Linked DNA regions of Homo sapiens: region 1 is linked to region 2. The links are chromatin contacts, found by Hi-C in ENCODE. All regions are on one chromosome and are shown on one strand. The core of a region is the stretch at or near the end of the contact, and the rest is flanking DNA. Distances in the headings are between cores, read along the strand shown.

Evidence for each region. Hi-C counts contacts between places; a loop is a spot of excess contacts on that map. Pooled maps may share reads with other maps.
Region 1: a loop to region 2 is called in a pooled map, with 2.7 times the contacts of the local background. The contact joins the promoter of LINC00907 here to the promoter of PIK3C3 in region 2. A Hi-C loop is called at or near these places in 1 of 168 maps with a recorded cell type or tissue (mammary epithelial cell) and 1 of 50 pooled maps.

The regions. Positions count from the first base shown.
Region 1 is chr18:42,183,089-42,187,999 of GRCh38, forward strand. It overlaps LINC00907 (long intergenic non-protein coding RNA 907), which reads left to right and starts at 3,580. Exons shown (of 10, transcript NR_046174.2): 1 at 3,580-3,674.
Region 2 is chr18:41,953,321-41,958,957 of GRCh38, forward strand. It overlaps PIK3C3 (phosphatidylinositol 3-kinase catalytic subunit type 3), which reads left to right and starts at 1,914. Exons shown (of 25, transcript NM_002647.4): 1 at 1,914-2,039; 2 at 4,250-4,438. The coding sequence starts at 1,972. RefSeq lists an enhancer at 1,692-1,871.

The sequences.
Region 1 (4,911 bases), core at 2,330-4,829, 230 kb after region 2:
TGAACCCATTCTGGCTTGGGGGATGCCTGATTCATGAATCATTCTTTGCTCAATTAAACTCTGTTTAATTTAATTTGTCTAAGGTTTTTCTTTTAACAGTAGAGATAGGAGTACAACACACTTTGAGGTGTACAGGAGTGAGTTCAAATCCTAGCTCTGTTATTGGCTTGATTTCTCATCTTGAGCAAGGTACTTAGTTTCTCTGAGCCTTAGTTTCTGCACTTGTAAATGTGGAGAAGTGAAACACCAGACTTGAGAGGATGCTCTGCTATCTGAACGAGGTAATGGGAAAATGCTCGGCCAGTGTTGTAACTCAATCTTCTTATCCAACAGTGAGCCCCTTGGGCACCCAGACCCAGACTCGCCCTTCTAGTCTCACGTCTTGCACTCTCTGGCACATCTCATGTAGGCTCTGTTGCCTGTCATGTTTTCCAGTCCACAAATACCCTTGGCATGCTCTCATGTCTGTACTTGGTCCACATTATTCTAACGTGAATACATGAAACTTCTAATGACAGTGCAATCTTTCTAGACAATCTCTGAAGGAGAAATGTTACTAGTCTGTGGTGAATATAAAAATAGGCTCATAGGGAAAAAAAACTGTGATTGAAGGTATAATTCTGCATTTTCTTGGGATATACATAAATAGCAAGTAGTCATTTTTTACTTAAAAAAAAAAAAAGAAATCTACAGAAAGAAAATTTAGCTGTCTTTCTGTTGCTAACCTTCCAGGAGGCCTTGGTTCTCCTTTAAGGTTGAAGTTCGTTTGTGACAGGTTAGTGCTGCTCATTTTTGTGGCTTTCCAGAAGCCACCGTGGAAAAGGCAGAAGTCTTCCCCTCCCATTATGCTGAGTCAGACATGGCATCTACATGACTCATCACCAAGTGGTTCTCCAGAATTCACTTTGCTTGCTTTTCCCCAATCCAGATAATCCTCGGGACTGGTAGCCACCCAACTCACTCCTGCACACTGTTCTTCCTCTTTGGAGGCACCCACCATGCCTGTCTGATGCTGCCCCTCAAGGTCACATCGGAGTCTCCTGTACCTACCTTGTCTGTGGCTACCCAACTCTATACAATTTCTGAAGCTTTCATAACACCCAGATGGTCTATAATGTAATATGTGTTTAGATAATCCTCAGGCCAAAACATCTTTCCAAAATTTAACTGTAAATCTGTCACTTCCATGGGTTATGTTAGTCTTTTCCATGTTCAAATGGCTATCTGAGCTCCTGGGGAGGGGAAGTCACTCCCGGAGTTCTCTTTCCATCATTCATAGTGTGAATCTCACCTTGGGCTGGGAGGAATTTGTGATGGGCATACAAGTGAGAAAAAGGGTGCAAAGGGGTGAGATGGTATGTTAGTCAGGGTTCTCTAGAGGGACAGAATTAATAGGATAGATGTATATACAAAGGGGAATGTATTAAGGAGTATTAACTCACGAGATCACAAGGTAAGGTTGCATAATAGGCCATCTGCAACCTGAGGAGCAAGGAAGCCAGTCCAAGTCCCAAAGCTGAAGGACCTTGAGTCCAATGTTTGAGGGCAGGAAGCATCCAGCATATGGGAGAAAGATGTAGGCTTGGAGGCTAAGCCAGTCTAATCTTTTTTTTTTTTTTTGAGATGGAGTTGCCCTCTGTCACCCAGGCTGGAGTGCAGTGGCGTGATCTCAGCTCACTGCAACCTCCGCCTCCGCCTCGCAGTACCTGAGATTACAGGTGCATGCCAACACGGCTAATTCTTGTATTTTTAGTAGATACAGGGTTTCACCATGTTGGCCAGTTGGTCTGGAACGAACTCCTGACCTCAAGTGATCCGCCCACCTCAGCCTCCGAAAGTTCTGCGATTACAGGTGTGAGCCACTGTGCCTGGCCAAGCCTAATCTTTCCACGTTCTTCTGCTTGCTTTTATTCTAGTTACACTGTCAGCTGGTTAGATGGTGCCCTCCCAGATTGAAGGTAGATCTGCGTTTCCCAGTCCACTGACTCAAATGTTAATCTCCTTTGGCAACGCCTTCACAGACACACCCAGAATCAATACATTGCACCCTTCAATCCAATCAAGTTGACATCCAGTAGTAACCATCACAGATGGCTAATACGGGAGATATTCATGAAGGGTCTGGGAAGGGGATTTGGAAGAGATATGGACACAAAGGAAGGAGGAAAGAAAAGGGGAAGTGAGACGGGAACCAAACCAAACACCCTGTATTGCACAATTGAGCCTGGAGTTGGCCTGCTCGCCACAGAGCAGTCACAGGTTTTCAGGATGCTTTAGTGATAGCAGCCATCAGTACCTCTCATTAGGAGCAAAAGCCCTGATTGGTAATAGTATATTCTACTTATTTAGAGAATAAAAGTTCCCTGTTAGAACCAGCCTTCTCAGAATGGCATTCAGCTTTTCAGAAAAGCACAGCACCAGCATATTTCTTATCTGCCTTGAAGGTTATAATAAATCCCTTCTTCTGTTAATTCATAAATCCTTCAGCCACATGCCATTTTGGGGCCATATGCTTTCTTTCCTCCCTCTAACCCTTGGAAAGATCTTTCATATCCAATCTCTGTAGATAATCTGAATGTGAAATCAGGTATGGTTATCTAATCCCTCTAATCAGAAGGTCAGCAGTTACCTGCAGCTTTTCCATCTGTCCTCCAGCTGAATGCTGCCATTTAGTAAATCAAAAATTGGTTACAAATTAGCAAAGCTGACTGGCTCAATGAAATCTAGCCTGGAGTCTTTGCTGGAAGGGGGGAAGTTTAAATATGGTTTGAAGGGAGATTTGAGGTGAACTCTATTTATCAAAGCCGTGGAGTAGCAGCATAAAAGATGAGAGATGTTCTCCTGGGTAAAAATGTCAAATCACATGGGAAATGGGAATATTTCACATGGTGATTACTGAATTTTACAATTGTTCGCAAATTGATTCAGCCCAGAAATCAACTGGGAAGTCTCCCACAGGTGTCTAGCACTCTGCAGGTATTAGCGTGATACAGGGTAAGTCTCAAAGTACAAAAAAAAACACACATGTGAAACAATTTGCAAACAATGAAGTGCTAACCTGTGTGGTGTGAATTACAGATGCATTAGGACACCAGAAAAGGAAGAAAAGACAGTGGCAGCTGAAGACATTTCAGGAATGCTTCACTGAGAACCTAAGTCTTGTTCTGGGCCATAAAGAAAAGGGGAGGGTGTGGTTTCTATACCAGAGATAAGAAAGGAGAAAATTGGACGTGGAGGAAAGATATGAGTACCAATCCGAGCGAACAAGGAAGAGTGAGTAAATCTGTCCAGCTGGAGTTGGAGGTACATTCTGGAAAATGGTGAGAGAGGCTGTGTAGGGTAGGGGGACACGGAAAGATGGGCCAAGACATTTGGAGCTGATATTTGATATGGTTTGGCTGTGCCCCCACCCAAATCTCATCTTAAATTGTAATCCCCATAATCCCCACGTGTCGAGGGAGGGACCCGGTGGGAAGTGATTGGATCATGGGGGCAGTTTTCCCCATGGAATTCTCGTGATAGTGAGTGAGTTCTCACGAGATCTCATGGTTTTACAAGCGTCTGGTATTTCACCTGATTGCACTTCTCTCTTCTGCCTCCTAGTGAAAAAGGTGCCTGCTTCTCCTTCTGCCATGATTATAAGTTTCCTGAGGCTTCCCCAGCCATGCGTAACTGTAAGTCAATTAAACCTCCTTTGTTTATAAATTACCCAGTCTCAGATAGTATCCTTATCGCAGTGTGAGAATGGACTAATACAATATTTAAATCAAAGGGACTCACTGATGTTTCTCAAAAATAATATAAGAGGAAAATATAGGTGGTGGTTTAGTGTCCATCTACCTGGCCCCTAGGGTTGAGCCTGGGAAGCCAGGCCAGGAAGGGTTAGCATAACCATCTAGGCATGATTTAATGGGACTGACCTGTGATAGTGAGGTGGAGAGAATAGGCAATGTGACAGTGAAAAATATAAATGAAAACCAACAGGACTCCATCACAACAGAAAGAGGACTTTCCAACCTGCAGGGGAGAAAAAGGTTGTGCCTCTGGCCATCAGGAGCATTAATTGTAATGTCTCCATTTCAGCCAAACTGCTGTGCACACACATGAAGCCTGGGCCCCCTTTAACAGCAAGGGGTCTGTTGTTCCCCTCCTTGTGCAGGTGGGTTCAGCTAGTCAAATCGAGGTCTTGATGTAGCCTGGGGCTGCCACTCTCTGTGGAGCCGGATGGGCCTGACGGGTAGACAGGTGCTGGTGGTGATATAGGAGCCTCGGTGGTCTGAGATTTAACAGTCCTGGCTTTCTGTGTTTCAGACTTTGGGGCTCCCTGGCCACTTGCACTAGGTTTAAGGCACAAATTTGAATTGTATGTGCTGAGAGCCAGGTGTAAAAGTTCTGGCAGTGATGAGCTTGAGTGTGGACCTAGCTGACCACCTAGCATTTGCATCTCAGAATAGCTGAGGGTTTCCTTTCTTATCATTTTACTGTACATAGTAACTCTTATTGAAGGTCTGAAGGGGCACTGAATTTTTTTCTTTTAGAATTTTCTGTATTTTATGTCAGAAACGATATGCTAAACTATGATTTGTAAATCTAGGTAATAATAAACATCTCTGAACATATTCATGAATATGAAAGAAGCAGTAGAATCATGTTGGGGCCTGAGCCTGTTCAGTCTAGGTGTTGCCAAGATGTGTGGGAGGGGAGATGTGGGAAGAGGCAGGGCAGATGGCAGTCAGGGATGCAAGGTCAGGAATTCTACTAAGCTGGAGAGTGGGCAGGCAGCTTAGGAGAATGGTAAATCAAGAGGAAGAGAGTTTCTTTGCCTGCAGCTGTAGGTCTAGAGCTACCTTTTATGGCAGCGTTCACTCATATAGGTAAGATAAGTGAGGGGCCAGCAACGGCTCCTTTGGA
Region 2 (5,637 bases), core at 664-3,163:
AGTTATGCCTTAAACAGAGTACTTGTGACAACAGTGTTACTGTTGAATGGCTGTGATAATTAGAAAGTTCAATTTGTATTGTTTGTTGAAATTACATTTCCTGTAAGTTCCAACCATTGGTGGCAGTTATTCTTAGGAACAAATCAAAGGTGCTCTTTTTGTTTAAACTTTAAGTTATAGGAGGATAACTATCATGTTTTTCTTTATTCTACCCAAATCCTTTTCTTGCCTCCATAAATATTTTTGAGAACTTATTTTGTGTAAAACATTCTGCATTAGCCATTTTTTTTCCTTTTCCAGGTTAAACAGCTCCACACCTTTCACCCTTTCTTGGAAATATTTTTTTTCTAATCCCTCAACATTCTAATTACGCCATTTTGCACATACTTTAGTGATGTCCGTCTTAAAATGCAGCACTTAGAAATAAAGACATAGGCTGGGCGAGGTGGCTCACGCCTGTAATCCCAGCACTTTGGGAGGCCGAGGAGGGCGGATCACGAGGTCAGGAAATCGAGACCATCCTGGCTAACACGGTGAAACCCTGACTCTACTAAAAAATACAAAAAATTAGCCGCGCGTGACGGCGGGCACCTGAAGTCCCAGCTACTTGGGGGGCTGAGGCAGGAGAATGGCATGAACCTGGGAGGTGAAGCTTGCAGTGAGCCGAGATCGCGCCACTGCACTCCAGCCTGGGCAACAGAGAGACGGGCACTCCAGCCTGGGCAACAGAGCGACTCTGTCTCAAAAAAAAAAAAAAAAAAAAAAAAAGAAATGACATAGCAGTTTGGGAGGCCAGGGCAGGCAGATCACTGGAGGTTAGGAGTTTGAGACCCGACTGGCCAACATGGTGAAACCCCATCTCTATTAAAAATACAAAAATTAGCCTGACTGGGTGGCGGGTGCCTGTAATCCCAGCTACTTGGGAGGCTGATGCAGGAGAATCGCTTGAACCCAGGAGATGGAGGTTGCAGTGAGCCGAGATGGTGCCAGCCTGGGCGACAATAGCAAAACTCCATCTCAAAAAAAAAAAAAAAAAAGAAATAAAGGCATAGAAAATGGAGACTTTCATTCAATATCATCATTAATAACCAGTAAGTAGGAAGTATTAAACTCAGCAATGCATTAGACAGCTAGCGGGGCAAGACACGGAAGTAAATGGCACACTGGTCTTACCTTCCAAGAGTTTTCAATCTAATTGGAAGGGAGTATTACAATTTTAGATTATAATAATTATAAAAACAAACATTATAGGAGCTCAGAGGGTTTAGAGATCTGTGTTCTGTAGTTATTACAGGAGGCCTCTAGATTCTAACTTGGGTTAGGGCTTGAAACTACATTGAATTTGAATATTCCCAGTTTAAACATGCACGCAAGTATTATGTCCAAAGTAGCATGAATACTGACAACACCAAACATGAAACCCAGATTTATTTATTCTCTATTTAGTCCTTTCCCTACTCTTTAGAGCAGAAAGAGAAAATCCTTGCTTGAGATAGCAAATTAGTGCTACACTTTTTGGGAAGGCCACTGGAATTTAAACCTGGCAAAATTCCAATTTTTGTGCTTGTAACCTGTTTAGCCGGCAGCCAGTGAAAGCTGTTATAATTCTTTTTGAATTGAATTTTCTTTCGTATTGTTTTAGGTACAGCTCAAGCTCAAATGATAGCGTCTCTTTTTCTTTAAAAAAAAAAAAAAGTGCTGTCAAGACAGGAAAACTGGAATGTAACCAGATTAGCCGTTTCCCGTATACATTTGCCCTTAAGCAAGATGGTGGGCGCCTTGTGCACATGCGCGGAAGGGTTGTTTCGGCGGGGAGTTCCGCCGCGTCGGAACTCGCTCCGGGCGTGGATTGGCGGCTTGCTGGCGGGGGCGGAACCGGAAGTTCCGTGTTGTGGGGCTCAGCTGGTTCATTTATGTTGTTTTTCCTGTACCTAAGTTCCCGCTGTAGGTGGTACCTTTGCAGACGGTGCGATGGGGGAAGCAGAGAAGTTTCACTACATCTATAGTTGTGACCTGGATATCAACGTCCAGCTTAAGATGTAAGAGAACACTCGGGACAGGGAGTGGGATTGCTGGGGCGTAGGGACGTGGGGGCAGGGGCCTGTTGGGAGTGAGAGGCAGAAAGTACGTGACTCGTCTCAAGGCCCAGATTGGGGGCGGCTGTGAGGGCTGTAGCCAGGGAGGCGCGAGAGAGTGGATCGTGGAGAGGGGCTCTTTTGGAAAAGGATTTAATACGTGGTCTCCGTGAGAAGCACAGCAGTAGGAATAGCCCTTAAGTTCCGCTGTATTTTACAGTCTTTAAAGTTTTTGCTGTTCAGCCTTTTGAGAGTTTATTACTATTTCATTGTAAATTAAGAAATCAAGTCTCGTCGTAAGTAAGAGGACGATCTTTATTTTGGAACGGGGCTTGTAGGGTGGAATGAAGGCTTCAGAAATTATGGAGAGGTAGACACAGGCAGATGCGATAGTTGAGAATAAGATGAGCACATGGTGTATTAGCACGGGAGGTGATAGAGGCCTAGAGTGAATCTTTGGGTAGTATGGCAGTGTTTAGTCAGGGAAGTTGGGAGTAAGTCGAAGATGAGGGTTCCAGTTTCAAAGGTACCAAGAAGATAGGAGAAAAGAGTCTTTGCAGGAAAACGTTGGGGCACCACGGCTGAAGTAAAGGTCAAGGGCGTGATATCTTGAGATGAGGATAATAGAACTGGTATAATGACGAGGGATGCACAAGACAGAGTTGGAAATTATGTCCCTTTTAAGGTGGTCATGTAGGAGTGTTGTCAAAGCTATCACAAATTATTGACCATAGCATCATCCATAATTAATAAACATTTCTTGTGTATGTTCAATTAATATTCAACAAATATGTGTCGGTCAAAGGCCTGCAGTAAGTGATAGATAAATTTTCTCAGTTGTCTGATGTACCTTTGAATGATCATTTCATTTTATTTTCAGAAGTCCCTTATTCGCTGACAAATACTTTACTTTTTAGTTTGTGGTGGTGGTGGTAAAAGTAATATGTCAACAACCACCTTGTACCTTTGTATGATACTTTATACACTCATTTAAGGTATTTTCCATAGCATACACCACTAGTAGTTTATACAGGATCAATATTGATAAAGGGCTTTCCTTCAGCTTGATGCTCAGTATTTCTTGGATATATGAATGCATTTTTTGAAATGTTTGAACATTAAAAATAAAGAAAAAGCCAAAAAAACCGGTCCCTTTTTTTTTTTTTTTTTTTTTTGGAGACAGGGTCTCACTCTGTCTCCTTTCCCTTTGGGATGACGTTCTGCTTCTTTTGCTTCAACTCTCATGCATTGTTCAGGATCATTTCAGACATCTATCTGGGGTACTAAGTCCCTTCCCCATGCCAGCCTAAGTACTCTTGAGACTCTGATTTATCTTACTGTAATGGGAAGAATATTGGCTTTGGCCTCCCTGCCCTAGTGTTTATTCTCAGCTCTGTTACTTACGTTGTGACTGTGGATAAGGAGTTTAGTTTATAAGTCTCTGTTTCCTCATTTATAAAATGAGAATATGGTGAAAATTATGTAAGAAAGAAAATATAAAATGCCTGGCACAGTATCTGATGTAATCTTGATGTCTAAAAAATGTTCCTCCCTCTGTGATAGTATCCTGTGCATATCTATTTATGACTTATACCACTGTTTTAAAGAAATGATCAGACAATGCATATGCATAGTAAAAGAAAAAAATGGAAAGAGTAGAATAAAAACATGCAGTTAAAAGTAAATTTTTTTCCCCAGAAGCAATGACTTAATATTTTATTGTAATACTGTATTGCTTATCTTTTCTTTCTTCTGGGCTTCTTTGTCCACTATGGTAAATGTTTCCTGAAAGAATAGATGAATATGTGGTCAACTTGAAATGAAGAAAATGAAACCAAGGCCTAGAAAGCTGGTGACTTCCAGAGGGTAGATCAAGGGTCAATGGCAGCGTTTAAAATTCAGAAGTATAAAATAGAGAAATGTGTTGATGAAGATGGGACTGATATTAGGTATGTTAGGATTTTAAGAAACCCTTATCATATATAAAAATGACATTAATTTCATATACAGGAAAATGTTGTTTAGGTAGCATACCTTAACACAAAGGTAAACTTTTTAGTACTTATGCATATATGTACATGCTTAAAGCATATATGTACATGCTTAGTACTTATGTATATATGTACATGCTTAAAAAATTCATGTCTGAAACATTGTTGGTCTTGTGCTTTCAGAGGAAGCTTGGAAGGGAAGAGAGAACAAAAGAGTTATAAAGCTGTCCTGGAAGACCCAATGTTGAAGTTCTCAGGACTATATCAAGAGACATGCTCTGATCTTTATGTTACTTGTCAAGTTTTTGCAGAAGGGAAGCCTTTGGCCTTGCCAGTGAGAACATCCTACAAAGCATTTAGTACAAGATGGAAGTAAGTTTTTTTGTGGCATATGGTATGTTACAGACTGTTCTTACCTTTCTTTATGGATGCTGCAAGTATAATTTAGTAGGATTATAGAGGAATTTCTTAATACCTATAGGCATTGATCAAATCATTTGAAGTAGAAACATACTCAGATAAAGTATTATGCATGTCAGTATTATAACTGCAATTGAAATAGAAATGGATTTATGTTTGTAGTTAGCATATTGACATTTTGATAAGCACTTGACTGATTTACATGACCAAAAACAAAAACACGTCTGTGGCATTTTAAAATTCTTTACCATCCTGTGCTCTTGAATGCATAAATACTTCTGGATAGTCTGAAATATTGTCCAACCTGATGTTTGGAGCTCAGATTTTTAGAGATAGATCTATTGCCATCGGTTCAGATAAAATTTTTATTATTATTTTACATATGAAACTAATTTATTTAGATTCATAGTTTATTCAGCATGGCACATTAGCAAGACCTTGTCAAGATGCAGGGTAAATATAATGAACATGAAGTTCCTGTTTTTTTCAGAAGAGTATTGTGGATCCTTAATCTGACTTCTTGACACTTCTTATTTGATAGACTATGTAGTGCAGTTCTGATGTTTGATCAGCGAGTGTTATTCAGCACTCTGGTAGGCTCAGTGTAGGATACACAGGCTGTATGCTTTTAAGGAAGGAGTGTTCATGGAAGACAGGATGTGACCACATGGACAGCCAGACTGTGCCATAGAGGGTTCAACCCTGTGTGTCCCAGGTGTCACCCAGTGTAGCTGGAAAGGGTTTTCAAACAGCAGAAGCCTGAACTCTGGTGATCTGGCCATATCGAAACCAAGTATTTTAATGGTGTAATTTCTTCAGTAGTCTTTGTGGAGAGATATCTGTCTGTCTGTCTGTCTATCTAGCCTATCTATCTGTATATATATATGTGTGTATATAGATATAGATATATATGTATATAGATATGTGTGTATGTGTATGTAGATATACACACACACATAAAAAATATATATATATACTTAATACTTTTTATTCTGGAAAATTTTAAACCTACAAAAATAGAATAATACAGTGAACGCCTAAGTTTCTGTTACATACCTACTGTTAACTCATGGCCAATCTTGTATTCTCACCATTTTGTAACAAACCTCAAACGTTATAACACCTTAACTGTAAGTATTTCTGTATATCTG